Linked DNA regions of Mus musculus: region 2 is linked to region 1. The links are chromatin contacts, found by POLR2A ChIA-PET in ENCODE. All regions are on one chromosome and are shown on one strand. Each heading gives the region's core, a stretch centred on a gene start or an enhancer-like site at or near the end of the contact. The rest is flanking DNA. Distances are from core to core; before and after follow the strand shown. Region 1 holds the start of Neat1 (nuclear paraspeckle assembly transcript 1 (non-protein coding)). Region 2 holds the start of Cdc42ep2 (CDC42 effector protein (Rho GTPase binding) 2).

The links. ChIA-PET counts read pairs that join two places held with the same protein, here RNA polymerase II (POLR2A).
Region 2: POLR2A ChIA-PET joins it to region 1 with 23 read pairs in Patski. The contact joins the promoter of Cdc42ep2 here to the promoter of Neat1 in region 1. POLR2A ChIA-PET finds 5 or more read pairs at or near these places in 4 of 5 experiments (Patski and embryonic stem cell).

The regions. Positions count from the first base shown.
Region 1 is chr19:5,840,698-5,848,572 of GRCm38, forward strand. Neat1 (nuclear paraspeckle assembly transcript 1 (non-protein coding)) reads right to left here and starts at 4,781. Exons shown (of 1, transcript NR_131212.1): 1 at 1-4,781.
Region 2 is chr19:5,919,730-5,927,604 of GRCm38, forward strand. Cdc42ep2 (CDC42 effector protein (Rho GTPase binding) 2) reads right to left here and starts at 5,087. Exons shown (of 2, transcript NM_026772.2): 1 at 5,035-5,087.

The DNA.
Region 1 (7,875 bases), core at 3,531-6,030:
GCGCTACAGGACCCCAGCTGCCGCTGGGTGTTCAGAGCATGAACCCAATCCAAGGCTTCTGGTTGAGGAATGGTGATAGGACGGCCATCCGATCACCCCGGGCATAGAGCAGTGTTTGCAGGACCCGTGGCTGATAGGACGGCCATCCGATCACCCCGGGCATAGAGCAGTGTTTGCAGGACCCGTGGCTCACGTCTGTGTTCCCAACACTCGCAAGGCTAAGAGAGGATTATTATGAGCTTCGTACCATCCTGGGCTACAGAGTAAGAATGTCTCAAAACAAGTAAATAAACTCAAGCCAAGTCTTAATTAATAGTCTCCACACAGGAGAGCTCAGCCTTTGATTTGTTAGTGAGCCACCTCTAACATAGCTGGGAATATATTCCTTACCAGACCGCTGACACAACATGGAGAACTTTGTAAGTATAAAACCCAAAAGGTCCGATAAGAGGAAAATGGAGGCACAGAAACTAGGTAAGAAACCAGAATGACGCTGGGATAAACCAGACACGGAGGCAGGTAGACGGCGCACAGGCACACACCTCTAATCCCAGACACATTTGGGAGGCAGTCATTAGTAGATCTTTGAATTCTAGGCCAGTCTGAGCTATACAGTGAAACCTTTTCTCAAAATACCAAAATAAGTAAAAAGAAAAAAAAAAGTGGGTGAAGGGAAACCCCCTCATGTGCTGTAGTAGCACTTAACCCTTGGAGTCCCAGAAGCCTCGACAGCACTCCTGGTACACCCCATTCTGACTTCTCAGCACAAGAGAGAGGTCACTGACAGACTGACCGAGAAAAAGAACAATACAATACACAGGAGCTGAGAACACAGCCAGCCTGGCGGCTCTCAGGGAAGAGTAAGACACTTCCCACCCTCTGCTTGGTCTCCTACCTACTCCAGTTCAAGACAACAGTTCCATACAGAGCCACAGGCTACCCTCTGCTCTCAGCAAGCAGGCTCCAGTCCTAGCAGAGGCTGGCAGAGTTCTAAGCTCACAATCTGTCTAAGTAGTAACATTTCCAGCTTTAATGACACACCACTCAACTAAATTCAGGGCAGGTTGGCTCCTACAATGGATTAGCTACCATTACCCAGGACTGTTTACAAGGCGTGGCCCACTTCCTGGATTCCCAGGGCTTCTGACCACACCCTTCCCATGGTAAAAAACCTTAGTCATGTACCAAAAAAAAAAAAAAAAAACCAAAAATAGCCAAAGCCCAGCTCCTCAGGCAGACAGAATTGCATGTACAGACTGAAATCTCAAGCCCACACCAGCTTTTAAGAGTGAAAATATGAAAAGCTCATACCATATTAAGACATTTTCCCCAAACTAAAAAACCATACTATTTGGAATACAACCTGGGAATGTTCTAGATCATGTTCAGAATACTCCCTTACCTGCAGTGCCATTATCCCATGACTCAGTGTCATGTCTGCAGCCATTGTCAGCTCACAGTGAGCAGCCCTTCCCTCCCAGAGAGTTGACAAGCTGCTCAGACCAGACCTGCTCTAACTGCTTCCATGGTGCAGTGCATCTAGGCCTAACTATATGAAGGCAAAGTGACAGAGGTCGAGAATGTAACAGCCATGACAATTCTAAGAAGCTTCAATCTCAAACCTTTATTTTGCTGTAAAGGGGAGGAAAATGGTTAGTGGGTTTGTACACTGAACACTTTAGTACAGAGAAGCGTGTGCGACCAACCTGCAGTTACAGCTTTCTTCACATTTCCCCATTCCACACAGCTGTTCCAATGAGCGATCTTGCCCTGGTCACACCACTTTTAAGCACACTCACAAAACAACCACATATACAGGGTTTTCACAAATATGCAAATAAACAGGGTTTTCAGAACCAATTTTTACAAAGTGTTATCTAGTAAGATGACCCAGGGCCCAGTCTCTTTTATTTCCCAAACTGCTTTGACTGACAGTTTAACAGCTTCCCCTCTGCTCAGGGATGGTTTTTAAGCACCATTCAAGCCAAACCCACAATGGATGTATTCAGTGGCAAAGCACTCATGAGGTTTCTACAAGCATCACAATGATCTCATAGCAAGCGCAAGACCCTGTCCCCTTGTCACAATGACTGATTTGAAAGGTTAAATAAGCAAACCCTGTTGTCTTCTGGCCAATTCCAGAAATTCAAGATGTGTTTTGAAGGCATGGCTCACACATTAAATTCCTGTATGTGTTGTATAAGGCATGACTCCCATATGAAATTCCTTTAGATAGCAGCATTGGAATTCTTAATCACACAGTATGACAGAATTTCAATAGAGACCCAGAAGAGTCTGCCAACCTCCCCATACTATGGTTTCAGAGCCCACAACGGGAGGCGTTTACAAGCCCCTCCCCAGCTTCACTTCTTGGCAATCAGCTTCCCCCCACCAGGCTCCACCCCTGTGGCCTGCCTAGGTCAGGGTAGTGACAACCATCTATTGAGCAACTAAGAAAAGCTTTTCAATGTCACCCTTCCCCATTCAACAGTGAAGCAAAACAATTTTGCTCTTCCCCTTGTAGGATTTTGGTATTTTCCAAGCAACTGCATCTCAAAGTAGTGCCACCTGCAGGGATTTACCATCAGCCTTTAGATTTTCATGTGAACTATTTAGTTCCCAAACTGTTATTCCCATCAACCCACGGTTCCAGGCACAATCCTCACCCGCACCCCGACTCCTTCAACCCACCAATGCCAAGCTGAGCCCTGCTTTCTCCCACAAGTCCCATATCTGGTGCCAAAAGTATTATTCCCAAGCTTGATCCATAACTCAGGTTTCACCTTGGAAGGCCATTGTTTCAGGACACTGTCATCTGAGCAGGGCTGTGAACCCAGGCCAGCCTGGTATACACAGCCAGGCCCTAAGTCATAAAAGCTAATGAACAAAAGGGGCCAGAACCACTGTTGCCACTCAACCACCCAGTATCAAATCCACACCCTGGGAGAGACCATTCCCAGGGACCACTTCGGGCCCACGGATCCCTTTTAGTCCAGAAGACGTCCCAAAGCCCAAATTAGATACGGCATCTACCAAGTCGGCAGAATTTGTGGCTAACTTGCGCCTTCCCACTGTTAAACCACAAACCCTACCCATTTTACAACCAGCTCCATCTAAGGAAGATTCCTCCACACCAGTCATTTACAACCCAACAGCTTTCCCCAACACCCACAAGTTTTCAGTTAAGAATCCCTCTGACCAATGCAGAGGCAGGCAGGCTGCAGAAGCAGGGAAGGTGGGCGAGGTCACTGGGGTCCCGATCTACAGTGCAGCACGCTGCGCAGACGTTAAAGTGTCCTACACCTTACGCAATCTTCTCGAGGCCAAGTTCGCAGCACAGAACTACAAAGGCTGGATGGAGGCTTGTTTAGAAGATGCAGCAGTCGAACGCCTCTACCCCCATGAAAAAGGGTGCCTGCTGCCATTCATGCATCCGCAAAGAATGATGCTCCCAGAACAAGACATTCATCTGGAACATTCACAGCCGACGGCCCCTCCGGCTGGAAGCACCTGCCCACCCCCTACAAGCTGACTTCAACGATGGCCTCCTGAGCACAGGGCTTCCTGAGAAAGGCCTGGACCCAGGGCAGGGACGCGCTTCCTAAGCCTCTGGAATTCACTGTGTAGGCGTCAACCGAGGCCGCTGTCTCCTCCAGGGTGAGCCCTCCTGCACTGCTACGACTCACACTGGCAGGGGCTCCATATCTCCTGGTGCCATCTGCTTGCCATGGTGAACACTATAGTGATAAACCACGTCCATGAAGCATTTGGGTGACCGGAAACATGGCTGTGAGCCCACCCCAGGGTCCACACTCACGTCCCGCCCTCTGTGAATCAACACCATCCCTCCCCGCCCAGTCAGGGTGTCCTCCACCTTTACCAAAATGCCGTGCCCAAGACTCCAGCACCGACTCTACATCCTCCACAGGCTTACCGGACGACCCAGGGGCAAGGTTTTAAGTGACCCCTTAACCTCAGAGTGAGGGGCAAGAGTAGGGAAGAGTGAGACCACAGAAGAGGAAGCACGGAACCTAGGCAAAGTCCAGAGAGGGCACTGCTATCTGAAAAATAAAGTTGTGATTAATGTGGCCCCAAGACTTGCGCCTTCAATCTCCATGGTCCCCGCCTGGCAGACCTGACAGTAAAAACAACTTGTCTCTGCAGCCTCCTCCGGCCTCCCCTCGCACCCCGAAGTGGGTGCAGACAGGCCACACCCAAATTACATACCACCCTGGGCCAGAGCTGTCCGCCCAGCGAAGCTAAGTCCACCTTCCATAAGACCAGGCCTCATCCCCAGGTGGGTTCACAACCCCTTATCTGGAAAAAAAGGGGTCTGCTGGTTTTGTCAAGATCAAAGGCGACCTCCACTACGCACCTAGTCCTGCCCCACTGCCTGTCCTCTATGATTTCCGGGGCCTTCAAGGGCCCCCAGTCCACCCGTCTCCATCAACTGCTGCTCTGCCACTCAAGTTAGGACACTGCCCCCATGTAGGCCTGTGAAACTTGTGCCCTCCTGGACGTCAAGTGCCAGCAGACAGCAGGGATAGCCTGGTCTTGAAAGCTGCTGGTTCTTTGTGGATTGTTAAAGGCGCTTTGGAAGCTGCCTTCCACACGTCCACTGTCCCAAAATCTAGTCTCCTTTATACTTAGCCCCGCTTCTCCTCGCACCCCCATCCTAGTGGCTGCCTCTAATTCTGCCACCTCTCTCATCTGAGCCCTGAACTGGCCACTGCCTCCCCACCACTAGCCCCAAGAGCGAGCCCTCCTTGTCACTAACTCCTACAGGTGGAGGTTACAACTTTTGCTTTTATACTCTTGTGTCGCGTCACCCAAACACTGCTAAACGGAACGATTCCTCCACGGGCACTTAAAAAAAAGTTCCTCCCCGACCTAGCCACAGAGCCAAAGGAGCCCACGAGGGGCGGGTCATGGCCTCCGTCAACCGCCACTCCCTCAGATTGCTCAATGATCCTTTTCTGCTCCTAGCGGTGCGTCACAGGATGAAGGGCATATCCAAAGATGATATTTGGGCGGTGAACACCACCGGGGATAAGTAAGTCCCCTTTGCTGCTGAAGGGTAGGGTCAGCTGTTGGGGAAGAGGGTCACACCGAATGTCAGCGCTGAAGGAAAAGTACACGGGTCGCCTCAGGTCACCACGCCCCGACGAGGTCCGAAAGTAGGGCCGGCAGAAAGCCTGGAAAATTCCACTCGGTGGCGGAGGGATCTCTGCGGTGGCGCGTCAGGCGGTAGGGGTGGGGGGGTTGGGGCGGGACCGGGCGCGTGACTTCTCGGGCGTTGCCGCCGCCTGCTCGCAGGGTGACGTCAGTGCGGGCAGCAGCAGGGTGGGGGTGGGGAAGAACTATCCCAGCAGCTTGGGTGGAATGCTTAATTGCGTCTAAGGTTAATTAAATTGCGGGAAAGGTGGTTGCAAGCTATGATAAAGCAAGACTTTTGTATGGTACACATGCATATAGAATGAATGTGTGTATGTAATGTTTATGGTTGAAGAGCGCCCAGTACAGTTAAGTGATTTTAGAAAACATTTTTGCTTTTGGGTGTGGTATAGTGAGAAAAAATATTTTTAAGCTGCATTTCTCTGCGACAGTGTATGGTGGAGTTCAAGGCGTGGGTTTAATGACCACTGGGGGAGCCAGGCTGGCTGTCTACTTGGGGTGGGGTCCAGCACAGGTCCAAAAGCAAACGTTGTCCACAAACAAGGGCTTAGTGAGGGTTTTGAAAAGGGGAATTGTCACCGCCCATGTCAGTGAGGAGCTCGGACAGTCTGACAACCCCCCACCCCCACCCCACCCCGCCATGAAGCATCTACTCAGCTCTTCTGCCACCTGCCTCCACATCCCCCCCCCCCCATACTCCCCAAAATAAAAAAGCTGGTTCAAGCACGCAGAATGAAAAAGGCAGCTGGCAGAATTAACTGCCCGGAAGTCTCCTCCCAGGCTCGACACCCACTCTACAAACAAAACCACCCAGTGACAACAGGCTCCCTTAGCAACCCGGAGGAGGGAAGGAGGGGGTTGTTTTCCGGCCTCTAGCATATGGAATCTGCAAGCAAGGCCCGGCCTAGACTGCACCCTCCCGTTCCCGGAAAACTGGTGACTCTCTCTCTCATGTGACCAGCACAGAGGGTGATTATGTGGCAAGTGCTGGCTTGCTCACCGGTTCTTATGCCACGTAGATTCCTGCGCCTCACCCTTCTCCAAGGGCTAACCTAATCAGCCTTTTATTTATCTTTCTTTCTTTTTAATTCCAGAAAGGGTCTCATTTTGTCTCATACTGGCCTGTACTTCTTGGCTCATCCTCCTGCCTCAACCTTTTTAGTGCTGGGATTACATTACCACTATGTCCGCCTGGCATCAGTTCCAAGTGTCGGTGGTGGGTGGCGGTGACTGCCTGCAAGAACAGGGAGTTGCTTGTTAAAATGTTCTAGAATGCCAGGAGGCGGCTATGAAAGCAGGAGGGAGGGAGGGGCTCCCTGTGGCGGGCCTAGCCTGTGGAGTCAGTCTTTTCTGACTTTGAGGTGCTTAGGCAATTGTTCAACCACCTTCAATTTCCCTTCATATTATTCTTCAGTCCCAGGAACAGCTTTTGAGACTTTTTTTTTTTTGAATTAGTAGGAACAGGGTTAATTGGTAACACACCAAGCCTAGGGCTGTGTAAAGCTAGGTCGCCTGGTCACGCACAGATGAAGCATTTGTGTGCTCACAAGTCTGCAGCAGCCCAGGGACTGTCTCCAGTTCTCAAGGGCAAGATGGCAGTGTCAGAGGCTCCTGGCCTTCAAGGACAGTTTTCTTTGGAAACAATGTATTTGAGGGGAGAGGTGAGGAGGCCTTAGGGCCGAGGCTGTGCCCACCCTTCGCTGGTGGACATACCCAGAGTTTCTTCCTTCACACAGAGGACCTCCATCCCACTGAAGGACTAGGGCAGAGCAGCAACTCCCCCAATCAAAAAAGCTGTTCCAGGAGATTGTGGTAAACAGGTCTGTGGGTGGGGCTGAGGGGTGACAGCCAGAGGAGCCTGCCTGGTTTCTAAGGCATGCCCCTTCCCAGCTATGGGATTCTGGGATGGAGGGCAAAGAGCAAAATGGGGTTCTCTTTGTGATGTCCGATTAAAGGGGGAGCACGCTCCAATTTCTTTCTCAGGGACCTGGCAGCCCCCCACTGGCCTCATCTTCTTTGGAAGTCAGCTCAGCCCTGTTGTTTCCAGACCCAGGCAGACTCAGAATTTCCTACAAAATCTCTTGGAATAGAGAGAAGGGACGAAGTGCCCTAAAGGCAGGGCCATGCCAGTATTGCTACCACAAGAGAATATTCTGGAACTCCAGCCCCCATCCTCCATGGATCCAGTTTCTAGGCTGTAGTGTTTTTAGGTTCCCTTGTGCTTCTCCTGGTGCCAGAGGCCCCTCTGCCCGGGCTCCTTCACACTGAGCCCTGAGACATGCGGGTCAGGAAACTGCACAGTCACTGCGCATTGGCAGGAAGCCTTCCCATCCGCACTCACTGCCCTGGCAGGAGCTGGAACCGATAAAGAAGCCCTGCCCCAAATTTGCCAGGCTCTTCTGGTGGGAAGGGGCCCATCTCTCACCCTTCCCCCACTGTTGCAAAAATCTGGAAGTGAACTCTTTTTATGAAAACAGATCTCACCCAGTGGCTCCCTGTCTCCCTACAATCATAAGCTCTTGTAGGCCAGGGCTGCAAAGTCACCTCTCAAGGGAGCTCTAGCAATAAGTCAGTCTGTCCCATCCCTCCCCCAACTTGATTTGTGGGGGCAGGGTTTCTGTCTAGTGTGTCCTAGATCTCTGAGCCCACAGCTCTGGCAAGACGTGGGCACCAGCGTGGATGACTTCAGCTTATATTTTC
Region 2 (7,875 bases), core at 3,837-6,336, 79 kb after region 1:
AAAAATCAAGTCCCCTGTGGGGCTTGGTGGGTTACACTGTTAATCCTAGCACTAGGAAGGCAGAGGCAGGTAGACCTTTGATTTTGAGGTCAGCCTGGTCTACGTAGTATGACTCTATCTTGAAAAAAAAAAAAAAAAAAAAAAAGCCAGGCAGTGGTGGTGTAAGCTTTTAATCCCAGCACTCAGGAGGCAGAGCCAGGCAGATCTCTGTGAGTTTGAGGCCAGCCTGGTCTACAGAGAGACTTCCAAGACATTCAGGGCTACACAAAGAAGCACTGTCTCAGGAAGGAAAAAAAAAAGGCATCTCTGATAATGTCTTCATTTCTACTCTGCCTGTATCAGGGCTCTCTTTGGAGGACACCTAATAAAAGTTATGTGTCCTTACACGTCCATGCTGTCTTATGGAATGATGCCAGGCCCCCCAGTCCGGCTTGGCTTTGTTCTGTTGGGTTTTTTTAAACAGACTTTCACTATGCAGCCCTAGTTGACTTAGAGCTCACTGTGATCTGGAACACAAAAAGATCCACCTGCCTTAGCCTCTCAAATGCTGCAATTAAAATGTAAGCCACTACTATACTCCTCCTCAAGTCTCTTTTGAAGGGAAACTGCGGCCCAGAAGCTGAATGGTAGATCCTACAAACTCCTATCGCTGGTCCCTGGTCCCTGGTTCTGCTCCTGCCCAGGTATTCACTCTCAACCCTGACCTCCATCAGATACATTCTGACACATGGGAAGTGCCTCAATGTACGGGAATCTCACCATTGCTCTTAATTCCCTACTCAACTGAGGGTGGAGAGTTTGGAAACTGCCTGGCCTCTCCTGCCCAGGCCTGGACCAGAGCTGGATGGTGTCCATCCCAGTGAATGGTCAGTGCCTCACACTGGACCCATCACTTCCCAGTTGGAGGTTTTCCGTTTCTCATCCCTCAGGTCTGGTCCTTAGCAGCGAGGCTGGGTCTGATGGAATCTGTCTGACCAGCCTCCCAGTCCTAGCTCTGAGAGAGATGGACCAGGGTGTACAGATATTTTCGGGTGGTTGGCATTCTGAAAGTTTTGTGAACACATGTTATCACAACCCTCCTATGATCCCCATTTGAACATGCAAACTCTCTGGGCTTCCATGTCGCTCCTGGCAGAGTCCATGCCTCGCTGGAGAAGCAGAATGAGACAGACGAGGAGCAGAGGCTACAAGCAAAATGTGGAAACACGGTCAAAGGGTCACTAACTTTTTTTTTTTTTTTTAGATTTATGTGTATGAGTGTTTTGCCTGCAAGCATGTGAGTGCACTGAATGCATAGCTGGTGCCCACGGGTCAGAAGAAGATATTCATGCCCTTGAATTTGAGTTACAAATGGTTGCCAGCCATCATGTAATTGCTGGGAACCCAAGTTCCCAAACACTCAACAAGTGATTTTAACCAGCTCCGAGATGGTGCCATGGATTAAAAGCTGCACCTGCCATCCACCTCCATATATGCCAGCCTGGATAAGAACCTTTGTTTTGTTTTGTTTTGACAGGGTTTCTCTGTGTAACCCTGGCTCTCCTCTGTATGTCGGATTCAGGGTGTGTGACACTAACAGTCTCTGTATGTCAGATTCAGGGTGTGTGACACTAACCGCCTCTGTATGTCGGATTCAGGGTGTGTGACACTAACAGTCTCTGTATGTCGGATTCAGGGCATGCGCTGCTACAGTGTGCACTTGTTCAGTGTTTTATATAAATGCAGTTTTCTTTTTTGAGATGCTGTCTAAAAACACAAATCAAGATAAATCCAAATCCAAAACCAAAAACCAGATCTACACCCCAGTCACCAGTTTCTTAATAAGCAAGTATTGTTTATGTAGTCACGAAAAGAAAAGCTATTTTTAAGGTGGAAAAAAAATACACTGTGAATGGGTGTCATACTGCTTTAACAAGAAGGAAGTGGAGCAGGTACACCCTCCTGTTCCTTGGTAGGGGGTTGGTGTAGGGAGGGCTTGACTGGCCCCTTTAGCTCCTTTAAGTGCACGCAGAATCCTGTACAAAAGGCAAAGAAACTGGTCCAAGCTCACGTAGCAGCTAGGGGCGGGGCCAGGAGTGAAGCCAGAGGAGCCCCTCCTCCTCCTCCACACCCGAGCAGAAGAGGTATCCACCATTTCCTCTGCCCAGGCTAGGGATGGCCAGGAAGAGCAGGGAGGAGGCGGCAGGGTGCAGGGCAGGCCAGAGTCCTAACTGTCCCCATCCCAGCACAGGACCTCGCTCAGGAAACCCCGCCCCAAGGCCAGACATCCCAGGTCAGTCATGCTGAGCCATGGAAGCTGGACAGCTCTAACCCCAGAGCACCTGCAGCCAACGGGAAAGGTGTGTTCTACCGAAGTCTAGGGAAGCTGTCTGATGAAGACACACTCAAAGTCTTAGAATCGTGTAACCACCACACCAAATGCAAGGCCTGCTGACAATATCTAATCTGCTCTCTCAGCTGCTGTGGAGCACTGGGTGACTTCCTTTCCACTGGGGGAGAGTTGTGATGACGGGAGATTTGCTGAGAGCCTGGGCCAGGTCCTTCCCTACCCTCACTCCATCACACTAGATCACCAAGACAGCTTGGATGTTTCCACAGCAAACTGGGCGTCCCTGACAGCTGTCTCATTCTGAGCCAGATGTTCCCACCCAAATCCAGATGTGAGGAGCACAGAGGCTAACGGGAAGGGTGGGGCCCATATCAACCACCCAGGAGAAAACTGGGAACAACAACCAGCAACTCTAAATAGAAGATCCGGCCACCACAGGACGAGGGGCTCCAGCCTGCCATGGAATTCCTTACATGTTTATAAGGCACGTTGTGGCGGGTGCCACTAGTGTCTCAGTTAGCTGATGGAGTGGAACTGGAACCTCAGACATATTAAGGAACTTTACAAAGGTCATCGGACTAGCAAGAGAAGGCACTGGTACCGAGGCTGGTCCACGTGTCTCCGAGGCAAGGGGCCATACCCACGGTGATAGGGGTGGGGAGCATGAGAGAAGCTATCACGTCTTCAGGCTTCCCCTATATAGTCTTATCTCTTGGCTCCCACTTCCCCAGCTTGCAAGTGTGCAGCTCTATAAAGAGCTCTGACTAGGACCAGGCTGCCAGGAGGAGCTTCCTCCGCTAATGGGAGGCACAGATGAAAGCCATCCCAGTTCTATGGCTTGCCCTGGTCAGCAATCTTGGGCCTCCCTCAGAGAAAATGACTTTCTAGAGGCAGATCACCTCTGGTCATGGAGAATAGTTAGCCCCTGTTCACTCTGGATGTTCATGAAAATTCCCCTCCCTACACAGACACTTCAAAATTAATGGACTCCCCGCTGCACACCACTTTTTTTTTAAATACAGGGTCTCACTGTGTAGACCAGGCTGGCCTCAAATTCACAGAGATCTGCCTTCTTCCCCTTCCCAAGTGCTGGGATTAAAAGCGTACGGGCTGGCCAGGCAGGTGATAAGTGCTTTTGGGAGGCAGAGGCAGGCAGATCTCTGGGAGATTGAGTCCATCTTGGTTTGCATAGTGAGTTCAGGACAGTGAGACCCTGTCAAACATTCAAATCTCAACCCCTCCCTCCCCCCCCCCAAAAAAAACAAGAAAGTGTGCCACCAGGCCCAGCTCTAGGTCTGCCCCTTTTCTAAAGGCTCACTGAGAAGGTTTATGGTGGTCCTGGAACTCACTCCGTAGACCAGGCCAACTGAACTTAGAGATCTGTTTACTTCTAAAAACTAAAAAAACAAAAAACAAAAAAACTGCCTCTAAAAATAAAAAAAGAAAAAACTAGAAAGTTTTATTTATTGTTACTGTTGAGTGTATTTTAATGTGAGTGTGTGTGTGTGTGAGTGCGTTCGCGAGTGTGTACGTAGTGTGCGGAATGTGTGTGGAAGTCAGAATACTTTGTGGAGTCCATCTCTGAGTGTTTCGGGAAAGGAGCTCACCTCCAAGCTTGCTCAGCAAAAGACTTCCGCTGAGCCGTCTTGCCAGCAGCCCAAGGGGAAGGGTTTGAAATCTAGTTCCACCTGGGCCTCTGTGACCTTGAGCAATGAACCTTTTCTCTCTGGGACTGAACTCACCTTCCCTGTCTTTAAAATAAGCTGACCCACTGCTATACTTGAAACAAGAGGCCTCTGCACAATAGACGGATCCACAGTAACCGTCAAAGGACATTCAGCACATATCTTCAGGGCTTTTCTCAAGCACTTCGGCTCTTCCAGGTAGAGGTTGCATCAAGAACAAAAACCAAACCCTTCTAGGTCCCCTCCTGCCAGCCCTGGCAGGGCTGGCTCAGAATCTGGTGCTTCTGCAGCGATCTCTCTGTAGTACAATGTCGCTAGGTGGCGCGCGCGTCCCTGCTATAACCCGGGGTTCTAGGGTCCCACCGAGCATACCCGCTCCAGGGAGACGCCCACCGAGGAACTGCGTGCTCCAGTGCCCGAGGTGGATCGCCCATAGGCCCTTTTTCTCTGGGTTGCACAATCGGACCACCGTGAGGGTAGAATTGCAATTATCGGGGACCTTGTCTGGGACTCCGATATCTGGGAGGGGCCTTGCCTTGCCTGAGCTTCTTGGCCTGGGCGAAGTCTCAATGTCTGCTTGGCTCACAGCCAGACTTCGGACGTGCAGGCCCCCGCCCTCCCCGGAGTCCGGCTGCTCAGCCCTGGCTTGTGTTCCTGTGCCGACCCCTCCAGATCCCCAGTCAAGCGCTACCCAGCGCGGCCCAGATCCATTTCAGTAACACTAAAGCTAAAGATAGGAGGACACCTCACCATCCGCTAAAAATACGGCCTCCAGCCCAGGCAGGGACACGGGCCGAAGAGAGGATGTTCCCTAGTCCCAGGTCTCTGGCCAGCATAGAAGTACAACCCGGAGCTGCAAGACTGACAGCACAGCGCCTTGAGCGCTGCGGGAGGTCATGGGTAGGGGGCGGGGATCCAGACCCCAGATAATGGACCTGATCTGAGCCAAAACAGAACACCGCCTGGCTAGCACTCTCCAGGGAGCTGCGGGAGGCCTGTAAAACCCCAGTCCCAACTCACCTTGAGGAGCGCGGGCAAAGCTGCAGAGCTGTGCGGCTAGGATAGAGGACCAGGGAGGGCCTGGGAACTTACAGTGCAGACCTTGGGCCTAAGCCACGCCCCCAGAGCCAGAAGCCAATCCCGGACCGCTCCTCTCGAACCCCCACCCACACATCCCCGCCCACCGCGGCACCGCCCAGGTTCTTCTTTCTGTAAAGGCTAAGAGCTGGATTCCAAGATTCTAGAGGCTTAGCCTCCGGGCGGCTGAGGGCTATCACCGAAGGGTAACAAGGGTGGATACACACGAGGACGCCAGCTGTTCGTGTTGGAATAAAAACTTTAGGCTAGAAGCACTGGGCCAACAAAGGCCGGAAGAAAGAATTCTTGAGAAATCTCTGACCATCCTTGGATGGGTTTCCTTGACGGAAGGACGAGGACCCGGGAGGCGCCCGCACTGACTCTTCAAGAATGAATTGGGCTTTGCAGGCGTTTTACAAACCTAGGGGAGTTTTGAAGAGTTTACCCTAGGCTAGGAGAGTGATGAAGGATGCGAGAAAGATTCAGGGTCGGAAAGCACAGAGAAAAACAGAGACAGACACAGCCTGAACTTGCACGAGTTTGCTGACCTGCTAAGTGGTTTCTGAGGTGGATGGTTTAGAACAGGATCAGAAACAGTTATTGAAGGACAGGTCCTAAAGCTGATGAGACAAACCGAGGGAAACTTCTCATTGCGCCGTTTTGTGAGTAAATTCTCTGAGTGTCTGTTCGTGGTTAGGGAAGCTGAGGAGTCAGGATTCAAGAAATTCGAGGTTCCAGGCACAGGCTGATCCCCTTCCGGGTGGATGAGTGCTAAGAGGAGTGAGGCAAAGAAGAGGACAGTGATAGGAGGAGGAAATCGGGATGCTTGCCTTCCAGATAGCAGATGTGGAAAGCGGTGTGTGGATAGGAGGGAGGGATGCTGGGGCTGGGGAGTATGTCAGGCAAGCCAAAAGGGAGGGGAGAATGGGAAGGACTGGGTCATGCTTCCCTAAAGATGACCATATTCTGGGCCAGGAGGACAGCTCGGAGGAGCTCGGTGAGATTCCCTGTATGTCAGTCCTTCTGTTTAATCCCAAGTCACACACATACACACACTCACACACACATACATACACACACACACACACACACACACACACACATTCACATAATCTTACACTCACACGCATGCACCACTAGATCAAGAGCTCCACGTTTTAACGTCTGGGACCATTTTGTTATGTGGGAAAAGGGAATTACCAGAAATTATAATTGATTGAACTCCTGGGTTCAAGCAGCTCGCCTTCCTTGCCCTCCCAAAGAGCTGGGTCTGTAGATGTGAGCCGCATGCCTGCTCAGCCGACTTTAACAGAGAGATTATCCCAGGTTAGGCATGTACTCTAGTTCGTGGAGCGCTTACAGAGCCCCGAGAAGCCCTGGGCACTGGATTGAACAGCATGTGATGGGGCATCAGCACTCAGAAGGTGGAGGCAGGGGGATCAGGAGCTCAAAATGTTTCTCCTCAGCTGTGTAGCAAATTCAAGCCCTAAAATAAAAGAAGACCGTTATGAGCGAAGACTCTGTGTAAGGGTGCTCGTGACCAAGCCTCAAAACCTCAGTTTGATTTCTAGGGCCTACATGGTGGAAGAAGGGGGAACGAACTTTTAAATGTTCTTTTCTGATCTCCACATGCTCCACCACACACACAACCCCCCCCCCAAAAAAAAAAGAAAGAAAGAAAGAAAGAAAGAAAGAAGGCTAAGAGTCTTTTTTTTGGGGGGGGCAGGTCTCTCTACATAGCCTTGGCTAATCTGGAACTCACTATGTAGCCCTGCCTGGCCTTGAACTCACAGGGATTAATCTGATTCTGTCTTCAGTGTAATTTTTTTTTTTTAAAGAAAGAAAAGGAAGGGCTGGAGAGATAGCTCAGTGGTTAAGAGCACTGCCTGCTCTTCCAGAGGTTCTGAGTTCAAATCCCAGCAACCACATGGTGTCTCACAACCATCTGTAATGAGATCTGACGCCCTCTTCTGGTGTGTCTGAAGACAACTACAGTGTAATTATTTATAATAATAAATTTTTAAAAAAAAGAAAGAAAAGGAAGAAAGATTGTCCTGGCTGGGCAGTGGTGGTGCACGCCTTTAATCCCAGCACTTGGGAGGCAGAGGCAGGCAAATTTCTGAGTTTGAGGTTAGCCTGGTCTACAGAGTGAGTTCCAGGACAGCCAGGGCTACACAGAGAAACCCTGTCTCGGGAAAAAAAAAAAAATGTCCTGAATAGGCCAGACTTAATTACAAGGGCCCTTAAAAATAAAAACAAAAGAATGAAAGATGCATCTGAAGCCGCCTGGCAGTGAGCCTGTGACCAGAAAGGCAGAGGCACGGCAGCTATTTCAAGTTTGAGACCAGCCTGGTCTACAGTGAGTTCCAGGCCAGACAGGATACAGCATAATGAGACCCTGTGTCAAAAGAGGAAAGGGGGGAGGGGTCCGGTGAAAGGGTTCGGCTTCCCTTCTGAGTGCTGGGATTCCGGACAGGCACCATCACAGGCTGTTCCATTCAGTGCTCAGGACAGAACCCAGGGCTTCACGCTTGCTCCATAAGCGCTCTATGAACTAAACTCGCTATCCCCAAGTCTGACGAGCCGCAGAACGCACATGGTGGGAGGAGAGAACCATTCCCACAGGCTTTCCGCTGACCTAAACACTCACCAATAAATAAGTCAATTTTGTAAAGTGTAAGGAAGGAAAGGGCAAGCCAGAGACACCATCATGCTACTCTTAGAGATGAAAGAAGGCTCGAGGGCCAAGGACCTCTGGACCTTCCAACAGCAGGAGAAGACAGC